Linked DNA regions of Homo sapiens: region 1 is linked to region 2. The links are chromatin loops, found by intact Hi-C in ENCODE. Cell type or tissue: GM12878. All regions are shown on one strand. Links, peaks and the distances in the headings refer to the core of each region. The heading gives the core; the rest is flanking DNA.

The links. Peaks named below come from ENCODE experiments on the same cell type or tissue, not always from the same donor. Only the 100,000 strongest peaks of a DNase experiment are listed, where the experiment ranks them.
Region 1: a loop joins it to region 2, with 2.1 times the contacts of the local background. A loop is called at or near these places in 7 of 110 quality-filtered maps.

Annotation. Positions count from the first base shown.
Region 1 is chr2:206,270,267-206,277,197 of GRCh38, forward strand. ZDBF2 (zinc finger DBF-type containing 2) reads left to right here and starts at 4,397. Exons shown (of 5, transcript NM_020923.3): 1 at 4,397-4,680. RefSeq lists silencers at 4,292-4,351, 4,632-5,091 and an enhancer at 4,755-5,254. In GM12878, for the core only: no CTCF peak of the experiment used is centred there; a DNase peak (open chromatin) is centred at 5,385; H3K4me3 peaks cover 2,408 bases; H3K27ac peaks cover 2,172 bases.
Region 2 is chr2:206,443,667-206,451,168 of GRCh38, forward strand. It overlaps ADAM23 (ADAM metallopeptidase domain 23), which reads left to right. Exons shown (of 26, transcript NM_003812.4): 1 at 1-414; 2 at 1,641-1,858. The coding sequence starts at 201. Among named protein-coding and RNA genes, the nearest start is that of ADAM23, 3.9 kb to the left of the region's middle. RefSeq lists a silencer at 311-440. In GM12878, for the core only: no CTCF peak of the experiment used is centred there; no DNase peak of the experiment used is centred there; H3K4me3 peaks cover 618 bases; H3K27me3 peaks cover 312 bases.

The DNA.
Region 1 (6,931 bases), core at 4,373-6,872, 170 kb before region 2:
TTTTGTATTTTTAGTAGAGAGGGGGTTTCACCGTGTTAGCCAGGATGGTCTCGATCTCTTGACCTCGTGATCCACCCGCCTTGGCCTCTCAAAGTTCTGGGATTACAGGCGTGAGCTACTGCGCCCGGCCTGCATTTTCTTCAACAACATTTTTGTTCCAACAACCAGGAAGATGAGGACATTTAACACTACCATCTTTCCCTCTACCTTGCAAATGAAACTTTTATCTGTTTTACAGGGAGGAATCAACATGACAAAATGAAGATATTTTCTGACCATTCACAGTAATTTAATTTGATTTTATTATTTATTTATTTTTTGGGATGGAGTCTTCACTCTGTCTTCCAGGTTGGAGTGCAGTGGTGTGATCTCGGCTGCCTGCAACCTCCACCTCCCGGGTTCAAACGATTCTCCTGCCTCAGCCTCCTGAGTAGCTGAGACTACAGGTGCAAGCCGCCATGCCCAGCCAAATTTTTATTTTTAGAAGAGATGGGGTTTCACCATGTTGGTCAAGCTTGTCTTGAACTCCTGAGCTCAAATGATCCGCCCGCCTCAGCCTCCCAACGTGCTGGGATTACAGGTGTGAGCCACGGTGCCCGGCCCACAATTATTTTAAAATAATGATTTGGATGGGGCATGTGCATGAATCCCTTTATGCTTAAAGAAAACATTTTACTTTTTAAAGACCTAACATGCCAGGCTTCGGGGTAAAAGCTTTATAATGACCTCACCTGACTGTAAATAGGTAGAATGAAGCACACAGTAATAGAATTTGGGAAAAGACATAGTCCACACTCTAAATTGGTGAAATCTCAATTCTTTTATGACCCAGCTATGAGATCTTGTTTTTTCCAAATAGCCTTTCCTTAAGACATTAGCCTAATATTAGCTTAAATGGCTTACAAAATGTAGACATTATTGGAGTGCTTTCTAGACACAAAAGAGCAGGTTTTGGTGTTCCTTAAAAGAAGGAAGCATGTGAAATAACACATACTCAGCACTTTTTTCTCCCTGGACCAAATATGTTGGGGGAGGAAATGAAGTACATACAAACCCAATCCTGATCTCTAAGGTCCTTTAAATATGTTTAGATGTGTAATGTGTTTAGATCTGTAATGGGTTAATAAAGAATTGAGGGGGAAATTACAACTTTTGGAGCTTAACCTTATAGATAACTAAGCTCTCCCACAAAACGTGCCCATTGCCAGTAGACGGAAATCTGGTTTGTGCGGACTGCTGATCTGATGCAGAATGGCACTCCCTTTGATGTTTTATGATAGTATCATGTTGGAAGAAAAATTTTGCCAACTAAACTATAACACAATTTCTTGTAATTTAGTGTTTTTCTTTTTTTCTTTTCTTTTTTCTCTTTGAGACAGGGTTTTACACTGTTGTCCAGGCTGGAATGCAGTGGTGCGATCACGGCTCGCTGCAGCCTCTACATCCCGGGCTCAGGTGATTCCCCCGCTTCAGCCTCCTGAGTAGCTGGGACTACAGGCATGCACCACCATGCCTGGCTGATTTTTTTGTAGTTTTTGTAGAGATGAGGTCTCGCTGTTTCCCAAGTTGGTCTTGAACTCCTGGGATCAAGCGATCCTCCCGCCTTAGCCTCCCAAATTGCTGGGACTACAGGTGCGAGCCACCATACCTGGCCTATTTTTATTTCATACTCAGTAAAAGAGCACTCTCAGACTTTGACACATTTATTATGCATTGATCTTGTGAATGCATAAAAAGAGACATATAAGTAAAATTGGTTTAGGTATTTCAGAAACTTCATATTCGGAACTCAACTTTCATTTTATTTATTTTTTTAATTAATTAATTTATTTATTTATTTTGAGACGAAGTCTCACTCTGTTACCCAGGCTGGAGTGCAGTGGCACGGTCTCAGCTCACTGCAACCTCCGCCTCCCAAGTTCAAGTGATTCTCCTGCCTCAGCCTCCCCAGTAGCTGGGATTACAGGCATGTACCACCATGCCTGGCTAATTTTTGTGTTTTTTTTTAGTAGAGATGGAGTTTCGCCATGTTGGCCAGGCTGGTCTCAAACTCCTGACCTCAGGTGATCCGCCCACCTCGCGCTCCCAAAGTGCTGGGATTACAGGCGTGAGCCACCGCGCCAAGCCCAGAGCTCAACTTTTATGAATCACTTTTTGAATCAGTTGTCCATGGCTGTAGCTTTCCACCAAAAGTGTTGGTGATGCATCTAACTTTAAGAATGCTCCAGCTGGGCACAGTTACAGCTCATATCTGTAATCTCAGCACTTTGGGAGGTGAATGTGGGAGGATCCCTTGAAGCCAGGAGTTCGAGACCAGCCTGGGCAAAAAAGTGAGAACCCCCATCTCTACAAAAAGTAAAAAAATTAGCCAGGCATGGTGGCACACGCCTGTGGTCCCAGCCACTTTGGAGACTAAGGCAAGAAGATCGCTTGAGCTTGGGAGGTCAAGGCTGCAGTGAGCCGTGTTTGCGCCACTGAACTCCAGCCTGGGTGACAGAAGGAGACCCTGTCTCAAAACAAAAACAAAAACAAAAACAAAAAACAGAGAGGGAGAGAAAGGAAGGAAGAATGCTGCACTATTGTATGCAGGATTTTCTTCCAAGCAGCTGATCTTATTCTGCAAGTTTTGATGCTGGCACCTTCTTGATCTCACCTGAATATGTCAATTTTGTGTTTTCACGCAAAACATTCAGGACTTGTTTTCCTCCTTCAATGGTGTTATTGAATAAAAGCTGTAGGGGTTGTAACTGACTAATCAGGCTATCAAGAATAATATCGAAGTTATTTCATTTTTGGGGGGTGCAAGTAGGCTTAGTATTTAACTGTTCATATATGGGTTCCCAAAATCCATCAAGAATGAATGTACTTGGTAAGTAACTCAGGGCTCCCAGAAGACTACTAGTTCTTAGCCAGTCCCATCTCTTTCTTTTCTAAATGCTGGGGAAATCTCTTTTTGGTCCTAGGAAAATCTTCTCCAGGCAAATCTTCCCTCTTTCCCTAGGAAAATCTCTCTCCAAGTTTGAGTGACTTTTGTCTGTTAATTCCCTTCCTCCTAGGGTTATGGGTTTTATTAAACAATGCACTTATCTCAGTTGAAATGAGGACAACCTGCACAGCAACATCCACGTTGTAATACGTGGAGGTAATGACAACCAGGTCTGTACTGCCACCCGGTCAACGAGAGTTTATAAGATGCATCTTGATTTCACAGATGTTAAAATGTGGGGAAAAACATGGCTTAGCATCTGTGAAATACATAATGTCATGGTGCTTCGATCAATGTATAGTGGATTTTCTATAATTCCAAAGTTGGGATGTGGAAAAAACTTGCCTTAAAAGAAATCCGTACTTTTTGGTATGTTAAATCTAAGGGAGGTTATAAATCGAACAGTTGCAGGAGCCCAACTTTAAAGTGAGAGAAAGATGTAGTGGGGGAAGAAGGAGCTGAGAAATACAGAAAGAATAAAAACAATGGACGCAAAAGCAATAGGCAAGTTTTTTTGTTGTTGTTCTTTAAAGGGACAAAATCACAAGCTTACTAAAAAGGGTAACGACAATTACAGCTACAGCCAAAGAGCAAAGTAGCTCATTTTAAGATTATTTTTACATTAGACATAAGCTTTGCAACAGGGCCTCTCTCCATTTTAGTAAAATTGGTTTAGGTGTTTCAGAACCTTCTTATCGCAGATTATAATTTCATATTCAGTAGTGTGATTCATTTAGGTTTGTGATCTCCGTTACACTTAAACTGTTTTTGCTCACAACTATATTCGTAATGGGGTAGCGCAGTGAATATAATTGCATGACCTAATGTTGTTTGTTAATATTTGTAACCCTTTAATGTGCAGGATAGATCTTTGAATACCTAACTTCCTTAAGCCTCAGTTTTCTCAATTTGTCAAAGGGGGACAATAATAGGATTCATTCAGAGTTACTCTGAAATGAAATGCAATAATGTATAGAAACCTTAAACGGTGCCTAGCACAGAGCAAGCGCTCATTGAACAGCAGCTTTTGTGAGATGCACCTCACTATGAAATAGGCATGGAAACGGAAACGACTAGCTCTCTTAGCCCCGTTTTCTTTTCTACATTCATACGTTGCTTTGAATTGGCAAGCAGTTTTTATTTGGACCCTCAAACGCTAAAACCTTGGTCTCTACTTCGCGTCCCAACTGTGCTTATGAGTCTAGTCATTTTTGTTGGAACGCGATAGATTTCCCAAGCTCCGGAGTGGGGCCCTGACCAGGGAGGAAGTGTCCGCTTTAAGAGCTTCTGGAGGGGAGGAAGGGGCTCCTCCGCCCGGGTGGGAGAGTGAGTGAGTGGGTGGGCGGGCAGGGGGCGGTCCCGCCGCTCCTGCGTCAGAAGGGGTCTGGTTTTCGCACCTTCCCTGACGTCAAACCTCCATCAGGGTTGCAACGCCACGTTGCCTTGGATGCCTGCGTGAGTGGAGTCGCGACTCGGGGCCCGCGTCCTGAGAGACGCGCTCCCGCGCCGCTTCTCGCCTCCGGACCGCAGGGGCCGAAGTCGCCTATTTCTGGCTCCGCGGGCAGCGGGGCCGTGGCGCTCGGACGGTCTGGGATTCGGGCGCCGCCGCGGAACCGGAATAAGAAGGGAGAGCGCCCGGCTCGGTCCTCGGTCTCCACCGCGGCCCGGAAGGAATCCGGGCAGCCTCCGCGGAGGTGAGTGCCGCGGCGGGGGCGGGGCGCGGCCGGGGCGACGCCCGCGGGCGGGGCCTGCTCGCCGGGCGCCCGGGGCGCCTTCTTCCCGAGGGACGCCAGGACCGCTCGCTGGGCTCCCGCGGCCGCCTCGCAGGTCCTCGGCTTCCCCCCACCCCGCGTCCCTTTCTGCCCCTGCTGCGTGAGAGGTGTCGGCGGCTCCGGGCCGGGATCGAGGTGGCGGGGCGAGGGAAGGAGGTGGGGCGCAGGCTGCATTGCGCTTCTGTCCGGGGCCCTGGGTCAGAGGGGCCGGCGGACGAGGCCTCGGGTCCGGGCTTGGGGAGGGGGCGGTCTGCGGGGTCGGATTGAGGGCCGGGAACCCGCGGAGTCTTGCCCCTGGGCACCTGTGGGGCCGAGATCCCGAGCCACCTGTCCACACACCCCCTTCCCCCAGTGCCCTGCGTTGGGTCCAGCTGGCCCCAGACCTAGGCCTTTCCCAGCCTCGGGCGATTATAGTTTATTTGAAAACGTTTGATTTTTGTGTTAATGATTCTTTTACTACCGCCGTGCAACAGTTGTGTAAATGTGGTCGTGTTACGCCATCGTTTTTACTTGCTCCTAAGAAGGGCCTTACCAGCTCCTGCGATTATCTCACGCGATGATTCTTGGTAGCTCGTGAAAAAAATGCATAACAAGATACTGGTTCTCAAGGGACCAAAACCCCACCCCCACCTAAAGGAAATAGCTTGTTTTTGTTTTTCTTTTTTACAGCAATATGCTACGTGTGGGGAGGGGGAGGGACGATGGAGGCAGCCTGTAGCGATCTCATCCTCGAGAGAATCTGCTAACAATTTGGGGGGTATCTTTCCTTCCTTTTTAATTAATACACAAACATATATACGTGTGTTACATAAGGGGTGTTTATTTGCTTTTTTCACTTAATACGTGGAAGACCTTTTCTCTATCGTTTGAACCTAAAGCCTAGAAGGCAAGAAAGCAACTCGTTAGAGAGTTGATAAAGTATCACTGCAGTGGCCAGTGATTTGGATAGAAATAAGCTGAATTCAGGGTAAGAACTGGTTTCTATAAAATATGGTTTACTCTGCATAATAATTGGAGGCAGTGTTTTTTCAAACTGAGTTTTTTCAGCCGGTTCGTGAATGGTGAAATTAATTTAGTCATGACTAGCATTTAAAAAAAAATAAGATCGCATAAAAAAATCAGAATGCATTATATGTAATGAGAGTATTGTTTTGTGAAAAATATTTTAACTGTGCGCGTGTGCATTGTGAAATTTAGTGGGTCGTGACTAGCATTAAAAAAAGTAAGATCGCATAGAAAATATCAGACTGCATTACATGTAATGAGAGTATTGTTTTGTGAAAAATCTTTTAAGTGTGCGTATGTGCCTGTGCGTGTGTGCTCGGTTGTAATTAAAAATTTATTGGTTCCTGTGTGTCATGTTAAATAATCTTGAGAGTCGCTAATCCAAGGTACTGTCAGCACTCAAATGAGCAAGATGCAATTAAACTAGACATTAGTTTTATTTTTTCTTTGGAATAGTGGTGATGTTGATTGCAGCAAATAAGAGTCCTAATTATTTGTTTTCACCTAATATTAAAACAAGTAGTATTCCTAAAAATACAGAGAGGAAGTGTCTAAGTCGTTAAGAGGTTAAAGCATAAACTACTCAAATTGACCAGTGATCACATCTCAGTTACGCTGGTTATTGGTGTGAGACCTGCAACAAGATACCTCTTTTCTCTCAACCTCAGTTCCCTGATTTGTTAAATGGGAATTAATCATGGCAGCTACCTTATAAAGCTGTTTGTTATTTAGATGAGATAATGCACAGGAAGCTGTTGACAGAGCGCCTGGCTCAGATTAAGTACTAAGTATTAGCTATTATTATTTTATTAAGACTGAATAGAGGTGTCTAGGATAATGCTTGTCACCAGAGGAAAGCCAGCATAGCGTGGATAATCCAGAAAAGGGGAAAATTGAAAATTAGTAGTGTTGTGTGGAGGAACTGACACTGAATTAGTGTGGTCTTTTTATGCATTCGGCCATTGTTTTGTCATTGCTCCTCAATTGTTTCCCTACTGCTGGACGGAAAATTTAGATTGTCTTATTCAGAAAACCAAATGCCTTTCTATTGTCTTTCCTTATTATTATTATTTTTCAAATTAAGTTGATGTCTCTTTTGTCAGGCAGTTGAAAAATATGTTTTATGAGGATTGTGGGTTTTGTTAGTTCTTACCACACTGCCACGCCA
Region 2 (7,502 bases), core at 1-2,500:
TGGCTGCGAGGCTAGGCGAGCCGGGAAAGGGGGCGCCGCCCAGCCCCGAGCCCCGCGCCCCGTGCCCCGAGCCCGGAGCCCCCTGCCCGCCGCGGCACCATGCGCGCCGAGCCGGCGTGACCGGCTCCGCCCGCGGCCGCCCCGCAGCTAGCCCGGCGCTCTCGCCGGCCACACGGAGCGGCGCCCGGGAGCTATGAGCCATGAAGCCGCCCGGCAGCAGCTCGCGGCAGCCGCCCCTGGCGGGCTGCAGCCTTGCCGGCGCTTCCTGCGGCCCCCAACGCGGCCCCGCCGGCTCGGTGCCTGCCAGCGCCCCGGCCCGCACGCCGCCCTGCCGCCTGCTTCTCGTCCTTCTCCTGCTGCCTCCGCTCGCCGCCTCGTCCCGGCCCCGCGCCTGGGGGGCTGCTGCGCCCAGCGGTGGGTATGGCCCCGTGCCCTTTGCGTTGGCTTTCCCGCGGGGCCCTGCAGAGGAAAGCGAAGGGCGCGCGGGTCCGTGTGCTCCGGGCTTGTCCCCGGCTCGGCCTTTCCTTCCCTCCCTGCCTGTCTTTCCACCCTTCTCGTTCCCAAACCCCCATTCATCCCAGTTCACTTTTGGAAGTCCATTTCTGTTGCATTCGCGAAAAACCCATTCCAATTCTTGTTGGTTCCACTGGGAGGTGTTTAGTGGATCCTGGGTCCCTCAGCGATCTCTGTGCAACTTGCGGAGGGGCAACCAGTGGATGGGAAATACAGCGAGGGAGCAAGTTGCTACTTGCGTGGTGGAACCTTAATGTGAATGCGGGGAGGATGTAGTGATAATAGTGGTAATGGGCTGTTTCCTCAAATTTCGTATCCGGCGCATTCAGTGCGGTTGGAATTAAGGTGGGGGAGGCACACTTCGGGGACCAAAGAATTAAGGTGCTGAAGACATACTTCATGCACGACCTTTGGTTCTGATTTCTCAAAGTGCTTGTCATTATAATGAACAATTAATATAATACCATCTTCTATATATTGATGATTGGAAGTCACTGAAAGCAGAAAGCTGGCTTTGTCAGGAAAATAAAAAGAAATTGGGAAGCTGCCAGCATCTGTATCCCTACATGGCAAAGTATGTTTGCTCATCTTAAAGTTAAAAGAGAAGGGAATTGTCCATTTTGTTAAAAGAGTCGATTAATATTCGGTATCCATAAATTCAGTACTCAAGTTATCTTAGGAGCGTTCTTAGCTCTTGGATGGGATGCCACTAGGCAGAGTAGAGTTGTGCTTCTGTGGACTCAGAGAAGGGGTGGAGATCGGGGGCAGGACCCCTGAACATGTTCATTTAATGACTCTTCTTCCCTCAAGTTCATTCTACCCCCCCCCCAACACTTAGAAGTATAGATTTGAGTCTGACTAGAAATGTATATATAAGACATAAATCAAAATAAATAGTGCACAGTTGTATAAGCCTTATTGGCTATTTATTAACTTCTCCAGGCCATTTTATTGTTGAAATAACTTGCTTTACTCTAGCTCTACTTCTTAACTGCTTATAAATAGAAAACTTTGTGTTTGAAATTAAAGGAAAAATGCATTTTAGTGCTTATGTATTTATGGGGTAAATATGTGTGTGTTTGTGTATGTTTGTATTTTCTGCTCCCCCACCCCCCTACCTCCACCAGCTCCGCATTGGAATGAAACTGCAGAAAAAAATTTGGGAGTCCTGGCAGATGAAGACAATACATTGCAACAGAATAGCAGCAGTAATATCAGTTACAGCAATGCAATGCAGAAAGAAATCACACTGCCTTCAAGACTCATATATTACATCAACCAAGACTCGGAAAGCCCTTATCACGTTCTTGACACAAAGGCAAGACACCAGCAAAAACATAATAAGGTAGGCAGGAGGCTGGCTATGCAAAAGTAACTATCATGAAGAGTTTTCCTTTGATTTGATTTTCTGCCAGAATCTGAGTTCACAAATTTTACTGCAGCATTTTATTAAGAAAGCAATTAATATTATGATAGGGGAGAAACTGGAAGGAATTAACTTGGGATCTACTGGGATAAGACTGTTGTTTCTCTTCTCTGACTAAACTGGAACTAGAATTTTCTGATACCTGAAATGATATCCATGTATCTTTCAGGTACATTGGGCACTGAACAGTAGTTAAGTGAATGTGTTTATGATTCTAACTTGTTTCTGTGAGGCTTTATGTAAGGGTGCAGTATTCTGCCTTGATATAAAACTGTCTCCCATGATATAAAAACTGCTTTCAATCTGCACATGCAAGATTGCTTCAAGAAGCTATTTGGCTGCAGTGTCTCCATCAGTCTTTCCACTTAGAAATTGAGTGTTTAAACAGTCTGTTTCTTTAATTGATCAGTAGGAGGAAAAAAAAATTTTCTGTTGTATTTTCAATAGGTAAACAATTTGACATTTAAAAAGATTATGGTGACTAGACACAAATTATTTGCATAATATGAAGACCAATTTTGATTGGCATAATTCTTCAGTACCTACTCTGCATTGATTATGAGCAGTTGCTTTACTTTCAGGTTAGTTCAGAAAGTGGAACTGATATTTACCAAGGTATCAGTAGAAGACAAATGTTTAATATCCAAAGAGTTTAAGGGATCTTTTTCCCTGTGTTACTATTCTTTACTTGAATTAATATTATTTTGAACCCCGAGCAGATTTAAACAATGGATTATCGGTTCTTCTGTTGTTTATCGGGAGCAGAAAATAGAGTCTGTATGTTAAATGTTTCATTTTGATCTGTACTTGTTCAGGTGAGAACAACAGTTAGCAATTAACTGTCTAAACATCTAGAATTTAAGAAAGTATCTGCAGTTTACATCATTGTTTTTTATTAGTTTTCTAAAATATAGGTGAGTGGTAACAGTATTTATCCCCATTTTACAAATGGGGAGCTAGAAATTTAAGGCTTTTGGGTGATTTTCCTATGTTGTAAAGCAGCTAATATAAAATTCAGGTGACCTGAATGTTTAATTTTTACTATTTTTTACAAGTTAGGTCTCTGAGAAAGTGCTTTCTTCACCTTGAATATTACTGGAGAGGTGAACTTTCTTTCACATTATTTTGAAGTGGCTGCTACCCACCGTGAGATAAATGTGTCTCTGTTCTCAGCCAGCCCTTTTCTCCATAAGCTCCTATATAACTTAATGGGGTGACTAATAGGTCATGTCTAACTCATTTGTCTTATTGATAGGAGAAATGGGTGTTGTCTTTAAAGAAGAGAAATCCAAGGCCCTTTTGATAAAATGCATTGAGGCTTTTATAGCTTTCCTTATGAATGAGACCTTTTAGAGTTAAGTGGTTAGTTCTCAAACTCCAGCACCTTTGCTTAGGATGCTGGAGGAAGGAAAAACAGCTGCCTCAAAGCCTGTTTCAAAGAATGCTCAAGCCCTCCTCAGCAGAGACTTGAAATTTCAGTGGCACTTTTTAATAACTCAGATGTTTGAGGCTATGACTAATGCTTGCCTTATAGTTTAACCTTATGTGGCTGTTTTCTTTGGTGGGACGTGGTTTGACTGTAATATACCTGACTTCCGTGATAATAAGGTTTGTTAAACCTGTACCCACCGCTTACCTAGAGGAATAGTTGGGTTTCTTTTATACTGTACTTTGAAAAGAATGTTTCTACAGAAATCGTATTTGAAAGCATTTTTCTTATTAGTTTAACTCTATAAACATTTGTTGCACCTTTCTCATATGCAAGCGGTATGCTAAGTATTCAAAGATAAGAGATAAAGGTTAAAAGGATGAAAAGACATGATCTATCCTCCAGGAGGCAGGAAAATGAGATAAGCAAGATTCTAAAAGTGCTCCCGTACAGGTATAGACAGTGTTGTTGTTTGGTGGGTGCCTTGAAATTACCCTTTGTGTTCTGTGACCTCCCTTTTACTTCTGTTTTTAAGCATCTCTTGAAGTAGTTGATAAAAAGTGTTCCATCTGCTTTCTGCTGTATCTTAGGATGACTTGCTTAATAACAGTGATGAGAGACACTTGCCAGTTCTGCTGCTTTAGAAATGTTTCAGTAAGAAAGTATAGAATTTCATTTCTGCTTTTATGTAAAGAAGTTTTTAATATCTGTGTTATGTACCTTTTTTTCCCTCTCCTGATTTCATTGCACTGAAGCACATTTTAATGAAAGCCTTAGAAATGCTGAATCACTGTGCCTTTCTCATGGATCCCTAGACTGGGGGTAGAGGTGGAAATGGAAATTCCCAAATATAGGTTGCAAGGCCAAGCTCCACATTTATGTCTGAAGAAATTTCGTAAATGTTCAATGTTGATCAATCTTTATTACTTTATAGCTGTGAAAGTTAACATGTTTATTAACTCTTCCAGAATTGGTGAGTGTAAAAGCAGATTGTGCAAACCACCTCTTTGCATCCTAATGTTTCTGAATGCCTTAATGTTTCTTTGTCAAACAATGTTGAAAAATCTTTTTTATCTGCATAGAGTGATGTATAACCAGTTGTCCAAACTGTGCCATTTTTTAAAGTAGAAGTGGGCACTCCTAATAATTATGCCAGGTTAGTAGGCATAAACCAAGGTAGTCTAGAGCAGGCAGGGAGTTTTGACACCTTGGATCCAAATGCTGTATTCCTTGATTTTTGGTGCTTACTCAAATTCAAGATTCTTTAAAGACAATTTTATTTTCTGATGATTTATTATAAATTCTTTCTTGCTAGCTAGGAAGTCAGATTCCTGCCGTGTAGCAGTATTAGGGTCTGAAATGGAAAAATTTAATTTTGCTTTGTGTGATATTGTGAAATGTATTTGGTAATTATCCTGTTTCCTGGTACACAGCTTCGAAGACCGTTGGAATCTCCAGAGTGATGAGTGTCTTTCATATGCCAATGAGATGATGGGTGGCTGGGGGTCCCTAAATAGCTTCAGGATGGGAGCTGGTCACCAGAAAGACCAGCACATTATTAGAGGTTTGGGATTTGCACCCCACAACCCCAAAGAGAGAGGCAGAAGGTTGAGTTGATCACCAATAGCCAGTGATTTAATCAGTCATGCCTATGTAAGGAAGCATCCATAAACACCCAAAAGACTGGGTTCTGGAAACTTTTGGATAGCTGAACATGTGGAACTTCCTGGAGGGTGGAGTTCCTGGGGAGGGCATTGAAGATCCTCGCCCTATGTGTCTCTTCCATCTGGCTCTTCATCTGTATTCTTTGTAATATCTGTTATGTAAATGGTAAGTGTAAGTAAAGTATTTCCTGAGTTCTGTGAACCGCTCTAGCAAATTAATTTAAGGGAATTGTGGCTACCCTAGTTTATAGCTGATCTGTCAGGAGCACAGGCCTCCATCTGGGGCTTGAGATTGGCATCTGAAGTGGGCATTTGTAGGCTTGTGGGACTAGGCCTTCAACCAGTGGATCTGACGCTGTCTCCAGGCTAAGAGTGTCAGAATTGAATTGGAGGACATCGAGGTGGTATGTGATGGAGAATCTGCAGAATTACTTGGTGTGTGGGGAAAACCCTCCCATACGTCAGATGTCAGAAGTGTTGGGTTAAGTGTTGTGTGAGACTAGAGAAGGAAAAAACATTGCTTTTTTCTTATATCTCTTACTTTGTTATCAAGATCGATCGTTTTCACTTGTGGAGACTTTTATGGGCGTAAATGGAATTGTATGATTACTAAATATAAGCATTTTATTAACCATTAATGCAATATATTAATAAAATGGACCATACATTTTAAAAGCAGGAGAAACACTTTAGATTCATTCATTCATTCTGAGATAATCCTATGTGGTCTGTTCCTAGGAGAGTTAAGGAAGCTTTTCCTGAAACTTTAGTCAAAAACTACTTGTCCTGCTGGGCGTGGTGGCTCATGCCTGTAATCCCAGCACTCTGGGAGGCTGAGGCGGTTGGATCACCTGAGGTCAGGAGTTTGAGACCAGCCTGGTCAATATGGTGAAACCCCATCTCTACTAAAAAAATACAAAAATTAGCCGGGCGCAGTGGTGCGCACCTGTAATCCCAGCTACTCGGGAGACTGAGGCATGAGAATCGCTTGATCCCGGGAGGCGGAGGTTGCGGTGAGCGTCACTGCAGTCCACCCTGGGCCACAGAATGAGACTCTGTCTCAAAAAACAAACAAACAAAAAACCCCCCTAAAAAACTACTTGTCCTATATCATGCTCCCTTAGGATTCTCGTCTCTTCTGGTTGGGAAGGGATTGTGGAGATGCACGATGCATAGCACCGGACCTTGGGGAAAGCTGACTTTAGTTGACCTGTGTGGCTCAGTCTTTTGCTTTCTCTACTACCTACCACCCCAGGTTGAAGAGAGAAGAGAGAGAAGTTTAAGTGAATTTAGATCTTGGTGATTATTTTTGTTTCCTTCTCTATTTTAGGATAGGACTGGTTCCACATTTCTTGACTTTCCAGAAACCAGTTGTTCCATTGTTGTTGGTATGGGACAACAGAAAGAGGAACATAGGATGAAGACTCCCACCTGTCTCTGCCATGAGATGTTAGCACACGTTTTTACAATTCTGGAACATAAATTTTTATGACCTTTATTATAAGGAATTAATTTTAAAAATCAATAGAAAGTTTTATACTGTGGAACATGGGGAAAAGATTTCCCTTCTGGAAGTTTCTTTAGCAAGCCTAGACTTTATCTAAAGAGCTGCCTTTATCTAAACAGCCTTCCCAAGTTTTCCAGGTCTTCCTAAGCAGTCATTACAAAATTGTAATATATAGAATTCAGGCTTGTAATGATTTTACTTGTAATGCTTGGCATGTAGTAGGCCTTCTGTGGAATGAATTGATGATTGAACACTTATATGTTAGAGTATAGGGGTTCCCATGGAATTCATGTTATAATCAAACTAAAATTCAAAAGGACCCTCAAAATACTCAAGTATTTTTGGCACTGTGCTCCTCACTGCTACTGAGGAGAGATAATTTTGGTCTTGAGTTTTTAGCACTGCATAAGTCACACTAACTATATGCTTACACTACCTAAAGTAGCAAAAATGCCTGTATCAACAATTCTTAGATAATGTCTCTCACTGCTACCCATCATTAATGTGATTGTGATAATCAAGAGCTGGTAGTTTTTGTTATTTTTATGGTGGAGCAAGATGTGTCTTTCTACTCAAATAGTTTCCAGTAAATCAGATTTACACATAGTAGGTGTTCAGTTTTGTTTGATTCAGCAGACATTTATTGAATACTTCTTTTGAATCAGGCGCTGTGCTAGACTCTGGGGAAAACGAAGAAGACTAACACTTTGTCCCTACCTTTGCTCACTGGTGGAGTGTCAGAATCAAGGTAGCCGCTGATGTGTGGTTTATGTTAGTGCAGTTACTAGTGGAAGGAACAGAAGGCTGTAGGCATCCAAAGGAGAGAATAACCGTTGCCTAGGGAAGTCAAAGAAAACCTCATAGAGGAAGAAGCAATTGAGCTGGCCCTAAAGAGTAATTAGGAGTTAAGTTTGTGCAGAAGGTGGAGAAAGGAAGAGCCACAGAATCGGCAGAGGAGAGGCT